2 separate regions of the Homo sapiens genome follow, and region 2 is linked to region 1. A link is a contact called in ENCODE Hi-C or POLR2A ChIA-PET data. All regions are on one chromosome and are shown on one strand. The core of a region is the stretch at or near the end of the contact, and the rest is flanking DNA. Distances in the headings are between cores, read along the strand shown. Region 1 holds the start of PCGF5 (polycomb group ring finger 5). Region 2 has its middle 79 kb from the start of PCGF5.

Region 1 (5,774 bases), core at 2,104-4,603:
ACATTAAGTCAGTTCAGCAGAGCAAGAATAGCTGAAAAACGAGGCTTACTAACAAAAATAAAAATTAAAAAAAAAGTACCATGGTATATTAAAGAGCATGGGTTTTGGAGTTGAATATAGGTCCACCACTCATTAGCTATGAGACTAGACAAGTTACTTATCCATTAGTTTCCACATCCATAAAATGAAGATAAATCTCTATACCTTCTCTCTCCCCCTACATCTACTCCAAAATGCTCCCAGGTCATTGTAAAGCTAAGATGAAATCACATATATCTCATTTTGGTGCACATACTAGGCATTAAACTATAACTTACTGGAATTACTTTCACTGAAATAAAAAATGAAATCATGCTGGCAGAAACACAAAGAGTATGTGTAATCTTGGCATAAGTGGCAGTAAAAAATGCCTCTTCCTCTTCCAATGGGACAGTTGAGAATGAAATCTGCTAGGAGCTCCACAGGTATACTACTACTAGAACAGTGATTCTCAAACTTAAGCATGCTTCAGAATCACCTGGAGGGCTTGTTAAAACAGATTGCTGGGCCCACTCTCAGAGTCTCCGGCTCATTAAATCTAGGGTAGGGCCTGATAATCTGCATTTCTAACAAGTTCCTAGAACTTGCAATGACACTGGTGCTGCTAGTCTAGGAATCACACTTTGAGAACCAGCGAATTAAGAGTCTGCATATCCTAAAAGAATCTCTGAGATTAATTCCTTGAGTATAAATTTTTAAAATAAAAAAACCTGAAATAGTTCACTTAAAAAAACCATAACTGATAATATGCTTATGATTTTTAGAATATTTTACAATGTGATAAGAGTCAACTACTGAGATTCAAATAAAAGCAAAATTTCATGCCACTGGCAACCCAATGACAAATATTCTGAAAATTCAAAGTTAAAATAATTATTAGAATACTCATTTCTTAAAAGTTACAACATAGATAAAAACAAAACATGGCAATTTTAAAAGAACAAAATGTACATATAAACTTTGATAGGTATAATAACCTAAAAGAATACTTACATGTATGGAGGCATTCCGTCACTGTTGTTGGCTTGATCAGATACCCTTTACAGATATAGCAGGTAATGTAAGGATTAAAATCTTTCACCAAGTGTTTCCTTTGGGTAGCCATTCGTGGCTAGTGAAGACTGGCTTTAGTAGTCTGGGCAAAGAGGGGTCCTAAGTAGATGAAAGTCTGATCCCAGGAGCTGGTGTGTCGTTCCCAGTAGGATGTCCTGAGGCATGAGAACTAGCATCCAGATTTATCATGAGATCGTTGATCATCACTCCTTTTGGTGGTTCCGCTTTCCCATGTCTGTTTCCAAAATCATTTCAAAAAGATGAGAGAAAAAAGCGTCAAATTCCTCATAATGTATTAATGTCATTCTATTAACAGCAAGTGTTACATGTTCCCAATTGGGTGAATAGGTGAATAGAACATATCCTTCATTGTATCATTAACTTGCAAATCTGCTATAATTCAGAATAATGACAAATTCATCCAGTCCTGGAACCTCAACTACCACCTCTATACTAATGACACCCAAAGCTATTAACTACAGTTTGATATCTTTACCTCTTCACTAATGCATTTTAACTATCTGCTTGACTGCTCTATTAGGAGTCCCTGCCAATACAAGTTAAAAGATTAAAAACTTAAGTAATTATCCTCCCTATCAAAATGTTCCCCATTTCCATTTTTAACCCTTCATCCAGTTACGAGTCAAACCAAGTTGATATCCTCTGCTATTCCATGCCCGGCTGCTCTACTTGTATATCACCTCTCCACCTGCAGTCCATCTTATATTCTGCTACGAGGCACATTTTATTTTGTGACACTTGGTTGGGTCTTCTTATCAACGAATGTCAGTGTCTTCTCTTTACAAACAGAAAAATGTTTCCCATTCTGTCACATAAGACCTTCTACAGGTTAACCTTAATATACCCTTCAACAACTTTCTTCAACCTGAAGGGATCACTCCTCTCCCACCGTCTCCTCTGCAGGTTCTAAGCACTCTATCCAACACGCCCTTTCTCTCCTCTGTCTGCATGCCACCTATCCTTCAAGCCCTTCTCCAATGCTATTCTCAGTGCAATCTTTCCCTAGTTTTTAATGCTTACTTCTTTCCTATTACATTTGCCTTTTATTTTGATTTATAGTTACGTTCATTCTTTACCTTCTTTGTTAGACCAAAAACTCTTCAATAGAAACTGGTCATATTTAGTAGATATATAACCTGGATAATGCTACTTTCCTGTCTCAGGTTTTTTTTTTTTTTTAACTGTAAAATATGTATCCTCTCAGAAAACACAACATGAAAGGTGTTGATTTTCCTAAGTGCATTCTATAAACAGGAACTTTCCCCCATCTTAGCTGTTAACTCATTGGTAAATATAAAGCAACCGGAAAGGTAAAAGGCATTCCATCAACACATACCCACTGCGAATGTGCAGGGAATAGGCTCTACGTGTAATCATCCTATCCTCTTGGGAAACCGTATTCGTGCGTGTAACAGAAAGCAAGCATAATTAAAAGACAGGGAATCAGGGTTCTGGCCCTTACCCCTGTATGACCTTCAGCAAACCGTTTCATATCTGAGCCTGGGTCTCGGCTTCCTCCTCTATAAGTTGGGATTAACTGCCTTGCCTTTCCCACAGGTTTGCCATGAAACTCCAAAGTAAGAGAAAGTCCTCTGGAAGAGGAAATGCACGGTCCCGACCTGGGGTGGTACTAAGATCCTAAGGCACAGAGCCCTGTGACCAAGACAGTTAAGGGAAGCAAGAACTTGCAATGACGGGGCGGGGGCAAGGGGGAACTTTTCTGCGTTCTCCGGCAGGACCCAGCGGTACAGCCCTGTGGGGTCCCAGCACAGCCGCGCCCGCCCGGCAGGTGCGCGGGCCCAGGCCCCGCGGGCGCGCTGCTCAGGCCGGGGAGAGCGAGCAGCCTTTCCCGGGGCCGGCGTCCGCAGCCGGCCGCTCTCCCCGCCGAGGTAGGCACAGCTCCGAAGCCCCCGCCCGGGTCGGTAGCCCCCTGCACCCGAAGGGCCCTCCCGGCTCCAGGCTGGGCCGGCCAGGGCAGGTGTCTGGAGGTGTCGCTCTCGCCTGAGGCGCAAACTTGGGTGAGGAGTCTGGCGTCCCTGCAGCTCCCCAGCCCGCCCGGTACCTACCCAGCGGCCGCCACCGCCGCCGCTCCTCGCCCGCCAGCGCGCCGGCCTCAGAGTGAAGGAAAGTGAAACAGAAACAGCACCCGCCGCGGCCTGGCCGGTCCCCGCGCCCCGTCTGCTCTCCCCCTGCAGGCGGGAGCGCGCCGGCTCTGTGGGGCCACTCGGCTCAGGCCCGACAGGGCGCGGCGGGCCTCGGGGCCCAGGTCCGGTGCCGCCTCCAAGGGCAACTCCACCCACTTCCAACCGGCGGCACCGCCCGCCCCGCCGCCCGGCCACGCCCCCGCCGCCCGGCCACGCCCACCACCACGCCCGGAGGCCGCGCCTGCCGCCTGCGCTGCTCGCAGGTGCAGCTGCCGCCCTGGCTCCCTGTGCTACACGTAGCTCTGGCCAAATATTATCTCGGTTCTTCTTATCCTCACCGTCCACCCCTTCGGTTGTTTACATCATAACAATGACTGGCATATTTTCCCTGGAGGGTTTAAAAGCAACGGTCAGTGATGAGACTGACGCACCCTGAGAATTTGTCTCTTCAGCTGCGTCTTCCCCAAGTCTGTCCCACCTGCGCCGAAGTGGGGACAAAGCCATCCCTTGATTTGCACCTTATCTGAAAATGACTGACAAACTTGTTACTGTAGTGTGGGTCCAGAGATCATGGTCGTTGACAACTATAAGCAAACGGGAACGTTGTGGAGGTTGAGGGTGGGGGGAGGGTGAGTGGTAAAGAAGCATTACTGTTTGCAACGTTCAAAACAAACAAAAACCCAGTACTCTTTCTAGTGGACTTTGAGATCTACAAGAGACCATTCACTGCAAAAACCTTCATTCAAAAATGTGTATTCTAGAAGCCAGAGCAGTGATGGCTTAAGAAAATGACAATAATAGAGGGTAGGGGAGACTGTCAATGCAAAATATTTGCTTTTTCTCCAACTGATAGGCGTTAACTTCTTACTAAAGTGATAGATGACTCTAAGTGGCAAACCAACAAACTTAACAACCGCTAGTCCAGCAGCCATACAAGTGTTCAAAGATCCATTTCAAATTTAAAATGCATCAAGCAGTAGACCAAGGCAGCTTTTTAAACTATCCATTTTATAATCAAACTTTGACATGTTTAAAAATTGCCATTTCTAATATCACAGCAGGAGCAATACATTTTCTGAAACAGCTTTAAATGACCACATTCGTATAGTCCTTTAAAGAACCATTTTCCAAAATCATACATGCCAATGTCCAAGCTGGGATCAACTTCATAAGTCGCAGCAATCACAATGAGTAAGAGAAAACAAGTGAGGTCAAATGACTTCATGGCAGTAGGATTACTCTTTATGCTTCATATCTTTCATTTCAGAGACTAAACAGAACAGTATGTGAAAAATCACACTACTTCTAGTGTGTTTAAAATATGCATTGGAGGATATTACTGTATATATACCACAATATATAAAAAAGACTTGGTATGTTCCTATTTTGTGTCTGAAACTATTTTAAATATGTTTTAAAAGAATAACAGTGGAGTCCAGGGGGCTTAAATGTGATTGGTGACCTATCACAAGTGCGGTTAATCAGTATTCCTGAAGGAAACGAGCTTGAAGGCGGGTTTTAGGATGACATATGTTAGCAATGAAGGAAGGGGTCACAAACATGTGATACAGCAGTACCTGAGGATGAATGTGGAGGTGGGGTTGCCAGAATGGACTTGGGATGAGGGAGAACTACAACTTTTATAAGGCAATCTGTGCTTTGTGTCTGGAGAGGCAGCAATAGTTTGCAGTTAAGTGTTCTGTGGTTTCGCCTCTGCCTTCTTCAGCAACCATTCCATCTCTCCCACCCCAATTTAAAAAAATGCACACATACACAAAATAAAAACAAGTTTAAAAACTCAAACATTTGTCTGGTTAAAAAAATAATAATAGGCCTGGCACGGTGGCTCATGCCTGTAATCCTAGCACTTCTGGAGGCCGAGGTGGGCGGATCATGAGGTCAGGAGTTTGAGACCAGCCTGGCCAATATGGCGAAACCCCATCTCTACTAAAACAAAAATCAGCCGGGCATGGTGACATGCGCCTGTAGTCCCAGCTACTCAGGAGGCAGAGGCAGGAGAATCGCTTGAACCTAGGAGGTGGAAGTTGCAGTGAGCCGAGATCGCACCACTGCATTCTAGCCTGGGAGACAGAGCAAGGCTCTGTCTCAATAATAATAATAAAATAAGAATAATAACAAAAGTAATGGTAAGAGGGAGTGTTGTGAAATGGCAACTTTCCTGTGTGATGTGTATGCAGATTGTAAGTATTAAAACATGGGACTTTCAGCTGCTGTGCTGCCTCTCCTTCTCCCCTGGGGCTCCTTACCAGTTACTTATCCTAGTCTAGTCCCTTGGTACTGCCAGTGGGGGCAGAGGACAAATGACGGAAGCTACAACATGAGGGGGTAGCTCTGATAACAAATCTCAAGTACCAGTGGGACCCTCAAGTAAACAAAGGCCTGGAAGCAACTGGATATAGGACCAGGGGAAAAAAAAAGGCAGGATAAAGGAATCATAGCTGGGAGTCCCCTTATCAATAATGTACTTCAGCTTTCTCATTTTATAGATGTAGAAAC
Region 2 (5,774 bases), core at 2,412-4,911, 78 kb before region 1:
CACCAACTTAAAAAGGACTGGACAATACTTTTACCTCTTTCTTTTCTCAGAATTCAGGCCTGTCCTCGAAATGCTACAGGTATAGCCCATTTGAGCTCCTGTATGGATGCTCCGTTTTATTAGGCCCCAGTCTCATTCCAGACACCAGACCAACTTGGACTGTGCCCCAAAAAACTTGTCATCCCTACTATCTTCTGTCTAGTCATACTCCTATTCACCGTTCTCAACTACTCATACATGCCCTGCTCTTGTTTACACTGCCGGTTTACACTGTTTCTCCAAGTCATCACAGCTGATATCTCCTGGTGCTATCCCCAAACTGCCACTCTTAACTCTTAAAGTAAATAAATAATCTTTGCTGGCAGGACTATGCTGACCCTCCTTAGGCACTCTCTAATCAGATGTCCTGAGTCCTCCCAATTCTTAGACCTTTAATACCTGTTTTCTCCTTCTCTTTTTCCGTTTAGTTTTTCAATTCATACAAAACCATATTCAGGCCATCACCAAGAATTCTAAATGACAAATGTTTCTTCTAACAGTCCCACAATATCACCCCTTACCACAAAATCTTCCTTCAGCTTAATCTCTCCCACTCTAGGTTCCCACACCGCCCCTAATCCCACTCAAAGCAGCCCTGAGAAATATCTCTCCATACCATCCCCCCAAATTTTTGCCATCCCAACACTTTACCACTATTTCATTTTATTTTTCTTATTAATATAACAAGACAGGAATGTCAGGCCTCTGAGCCCAAGCTAAGCCATCATATCCCCTGTGACCTGCACGTACACATCCAGATGGCCTGTTCTTGCCTTAACTGATGACATTATCTTGTGAAATTCCTTCTCCTGGCTCATCCTGGCTCAAAAGCTCCCCTACTGAGCACCCTGTGACCCCCACACCTGCCTGCCAGAGAACAACCCCCTTTGTAATTTTCCTTTACCTACCCAAATCTTATAAAACAGCCCCACCCCATCTCCCTTTGCTGACTCTCTTTTCGGACTCAGCCCGCCTGCACCCAGCTGATTAAAAGCTTTATTGCTCACACAAAGCCTGTTTGGTGGTCTCTTCACATGGACACGAGTGAAATAAAGAACAGGTAAATAAATGATTATTTCTGAGTATGTCATGGAGGCTGTTTCCAGAGGAGATTGCCATGTGAGTCAATGGACTGAGTGGGGAAGATCTGCCCTCAATGTGGGCAGGCACCATCCAATCAGCTGGGTACCTGAATAGAACAAAAAGGTGAGTTCCTCTCTCTCTCTCCTGGATTTGGGGTATACTTTTCTTCTGTCCCTTGGACATCAGAACTCCAAGCTCCAACTTTTAGGCTCTAAAACTTACCACACTCCTCCACCCCACCCCAAGTTCTCAGGCCTTCAGCTTCGGACTGAGAATTACACCACCTGCTTCCCTAGTTCCAAGGCCTTTGAACTTAGACTGAGCCATGCTACCAGCATCCCAGGGTCTCCAGCTCGCAGACAACCTGTCTTAGCCAATTCCCCTAATAAATTCCTTTTTATCTATCTATCTATCTATCTATCTATCTATCTATCTATCTATCTTCTATCTTCCCTCTCTCTCTCTCTGTAGACACACACACACACACACACACACACACACACACACACACTATTGGTCCCATATCTATGGAGAACCCTAATACTGAACCTTCCAGCTTCAGTCACCATAGGGAGATTGCTCAGTGTCAAGTCCAAAAAATTCTAACCAAAGGAGTCAAGAGTCAGTAGCCCACTTTGGATTGAGTGCCAGTTAGGTTGATGGGTCATGTACTATATACAGAGAGAGAGAGAGAAAGAGAGAGAGAGCTCCTGTGAGAAATACGGATGGGAAAGGTGGCAGTTTCTAGAAAAACAAGTATGTGAGTGTGGAGGAGACAATCCTATAGATCTCCATCCACTCTAACAATTAGCCTATTGTTTCCATAGTAAAATGGAATTTTATAAACATTAATGTCATAGAACCCATGATTCAACATTCAACCATTTGCAAATATTTTCCATTCTTTGCAAAAGCAATATCATTGGCAAGGCTAGCACAGGCTAGGTGTGGTTGTGATTTTCTTTTTGGTTGCTGTGCCAGAGGGACCCTTGCTTTTCAGGATTCCCAAGGATTAGAGCTTCCATGTGTCGAAGGTAAGGACAGAGTAAACAGGATGCATAATTCTTAGGCAGCATGAATGGCTGCAAAAAGGCCTTGAGGTTTCATCAGCCAGCATTTCTGAAGCATCTCCTATGCAGCAAGCATTCTGTAAGGTGATGCCCTCAGCAGTAGGCTGGTACCTCAATAAATATTTATGCAATAAATATTTGCTGAATGGAATATGTGTGTGGCATTTAGTGACCTTTGGTTCATTCTTGCTGAAGAGCCCAGCAGCTTCTCACATGCAAATGATGCCACAGTCACCCAAGCCCCTGTCACCACTGCAAACACAGACAGCTGCACCTTGGAAGATGGGAACCTGAAACATTTTCATGGGCTTACTTAGTTGATGGAGGTGATGGTGAAGGTGGGAGTGGAAGCTGTGGAGGTGTGGCAATTGAGAACACTGGGTCTCAAACTGTAGCATGTATTCAAATCACCTGGAAGGCTTGTTAAAACAGATTCCTGGGCTCTGCCCTAGTAGGTCCTTGGCAGGCCTGAGAATTTGCATTTCTAACAAGTTCCCAGGTAATACTGATGCTGCCGGCTGACTTTGAGAACCACAGAGCTATCAGAGTGGCCCTTCTCAAGCCTGGCTACACATTAAAAATCACCTGGTAGCCCCCTCCCCACTACCCTAGCAGAGACCAACTAGATGAGAATCTCTGGGAATTGGTCTGAGGTTATGTCTCAGCTCTACAGGTGATTCCAATGTGCATCCAGAGGCCATAATCAGTGCCTTACATCAACCAAGACAAATGTAAACATGATAGGGCAGAGAGAAGGCCCTTGGAGAGAGCCTTAGACACATGAAGTATAAGCTAAAATTCTTCTATGTCAGTTAGTTTGATTAGTACTGACTGCCAAATAGCAAAAGAAGCCCCCACAGATCCATGGGGTGGGGGGAGGCTCAGTACTTTTAAGATTTGTGAAGGGGTCCCAAGAACAAAACAATTGAGAACTAGCATTATTAGCTCTATGGTGAACAATAGGACCCTCAGGAAGTGCCAGACCTGGGAGGGAACTTGGGTACCCTACAACCGGGCTCTCATTTTACAGATGAGAAAACTGAGGCTCGGCTCTCTAGCGGTTTGCCGGCAGGTCACCCAAGGGGCAATGACAGAGCCAGCCCTGGGCTCTGATGGCAGCTTCTGTGCTTCCTGATTCCCATCCCTGGGATTGAGACCGGGACAACGCTTTTCCATAGGTGTTCCTAGATTAGCAGAGGATGCTGGGAACAGCTTTCTGTGGCTCATTCTTGCATAGAAAGAAAACCCTCCTAAAGGTTTTGGAATCTCGCCCTTCATGTTCACTGTGCTCACACAAAGCTCTTCTTTTCAGAAGCAGTTCTTTTCTCAGAACACTTCAAATGTAACAAATATACATCCATCAGCGTGGAGCGGCAATCAGCTCACTCACTATTCATTCGAGTTGGTGACCCAGGGCCTCCGCGCCCTGGAAACGCTCCACGGGGACACCGCGCCGTGCCAGAGAAGCTGGCCTCCAAACAACCCGCTGTAAACAGCTTTGCAGAGATCTTCCTCTGGAGGGCACAGATCCCTGGGATTGCTAGGATGAGGTTTCTCATTCTTTCCGAAGTAAAGGGAACTGGCAAAGTTAAAGCAGGAATGAAAGAGCTTTGATCTTATGAGGCGGAGGTGCTTATCCCAGCTGGGGTTAACAAGGAGGACATTCAAGCACTGCGAGCGGTCCACTCCTCGTTCTTGCATGCCCCAGCCCTGAAGGAAGTGGGTTGCAGCTCTCGTTACCCATCCTCCAGGTGGATCCTCTTCCTTCTGCCCGCCCTCAAAAGGCAAAGAACCACTGCGGGCTGATGGCGCCCTCTGGAGGCCGTGATGGGAAACTGTGTGCCTCAATTTTGCAGCCACGGCTGCCTTCCCCTCCCCCACTTTCCAGGGGCTCCTGCCCAGGTCGGGCTTCCCAAGGTCTCTTCCTCAGTACATTACACATACTCCTTCTTATGTGTGAGCACATAGATAGCAAAGCACCCAGAGGCACGCATACCCTTCTTTAACCCCCCGGTTCATCTCAAGTCTTACCTGTCAGTTATCTCACGTTAAAAAAAAAAAAAAAAAACAATTCCACCTCCCTCTTTTCATTCCATTTGTGTTGCCCAGAGTTTAATCACATCTGACAAGACTCACAGGGGTGTTAGTGAAAGAACTCTACCAAGGGAAAGAAACACCACCTGCAATGAAGTAAAACTGAGTGCAGTCAACAGATGTAATCCTGTAGGGCCTGGTGGGGCTGCCAGGCTCCCAGGTAGAGGAAACCACCATCGCAGTTTGCAGAAGACTAGTGGAGCTCCCGGGTCATGAGATTATTAAGTGCTAAAACCGGGACACTCCCATTAAAACTGTGGCAGTGGGTCGCCCTACTTCAAGGACTTGGTGGTCCAGAGGTTTCGCCTTCCTGGGAGATTTCTCCTTGATTCATTCGGGAGAAATGAAAGAACTGAGTGGGGAAGGAAAAATGAAAGTAAGTATTAAATAGCTCTTATAAATTACAGGAATTTGGGGAGCACCCATGCTTACGCAGACACGTAGGCAGATGTATAGAGTACACCGATTTGGATTTAATGTAGGATGACTATTGATTCCGTTTTTGAAGCATTCATACTAACAATGTCCCTTAAATAAAAGCAATCTCACATTTTTGTCAAAGAAACATTAATAATTTCCACTTATGCATGTTTGCGTAATTTCTTATTACTCTAGTTAAAAAGCTTATGCATCTCATAAAAGCTAAAAAGTAATAGCTGCTTTTAAATTTTATTTTTTATTTTTATGAGTACATAGTCGGAGTGTGTATTTATGGGGTATATGAGATGTTTTGATACAGGCATACAATGCATTATAATCACATCAGGGTAAATGGAGTATCTATCACCTCAAGCATTTATCATTTCTTTGTGTCACAAACATTCCAATTATACTTTTAGTTATTTTTAAATGTACAATAAATTACTGTTGACTGTAGTCACCCTGTTGTGCTATCACATTCTTATTTATTCTATCTAACTATATTTTTGTACCCATTAACCATCCCCAATGTCTTCCACTTCCTACTGCCCCTCCCAGCCCATGGTAATCATCATTGTGTTCTCTATCTCCATGAATTCAATTGTTTTAATTTTTAGTTCCCACAAATGAGTGAGAATATGTAAAATTTGTCTTCTGTGAATGGCTACTTTTTATTGAGCACTTGACTACTGAGAACCGCACTGTCTTTTTATCATACACAAATGATGGATGAGGAAACTGAGCCTTAGAGAGGCAGGTGACTTGCCCAAAGTAAATGGCAGAGAAATATTTGCATTCAGGTCCCTGACCACAAAGCCTGTGCTCTAAACCACACATATTAGATTTGTTTTGTATATGGTCTCTTACCTCATAAAAATAACACATTGCTTAACATTTTATAAGCGTCTCCCTCCACTGTCATCCCAATAGTCTTTCAGCCTACAATTAATCCTCCTCCAGTTTGTTTCCTGTGGCTTAGAATTTTGTTCCCTGGTAAAGGGCAAGTATCCCCTGTAAATTTCCCAGTTGACCAGGAGAGATCAGACTTGAGCTGCAGTCACACCTTGA

What was found. A loop is a pair of places that touch in the nucleus more often than their neighbours do. ChIA-PET counts read pairs that join two places held with the same protein, here RNA polymerase II (POLR2A). Pooled maps may share reads with other maps.
Region 2: a loop to region 1 is called in a pooled map, with 3 times the contacts of the local background. The contact joins the enhancer-like site here to the promoter of PCGF5 in region 1. A Hi-C loop is called at or near these places in 3 of 50 pooled maps. POLR2A ChIA-PET finds 5 or more read pairs at or near these places in 4 of 52 experiments (GM12878, K562 and activated T-cell).

What each region holds. Positions count from the first base shown.
Region 1 is chr10:91,218,242-91,224,015 of GRCh38, reverse strand. It overlaps PCGF5 (polycomb group ring finger 5), which reads right to left and starts at 3,353. Exons shown (of 10, transcript NM_032373.5): 1 at 3,180-3,353; 2 at 1,033-1,327. The coding sequence starts at 1,144. RefSeq lists silencers at 2,730-3,024, 2,714-3,173, 3,244-3,553 and an enhancer at 3,744-3,813.
Region 2 is chr10:91,296,663-91,302,436 of GRCh38, reverse strand. No RefSeq gene overlaps it. Among named protein-coding and RNA genes, the nearest start is that of PCGF5, 79 kb to the right of the region's middle. Within about 2 kb of position 3,661, at least 4 of the 41 ENCODE cell types and tissues checked have a DNase peak (open chromatin) inside an H3K27ac peak, as active enhancers do.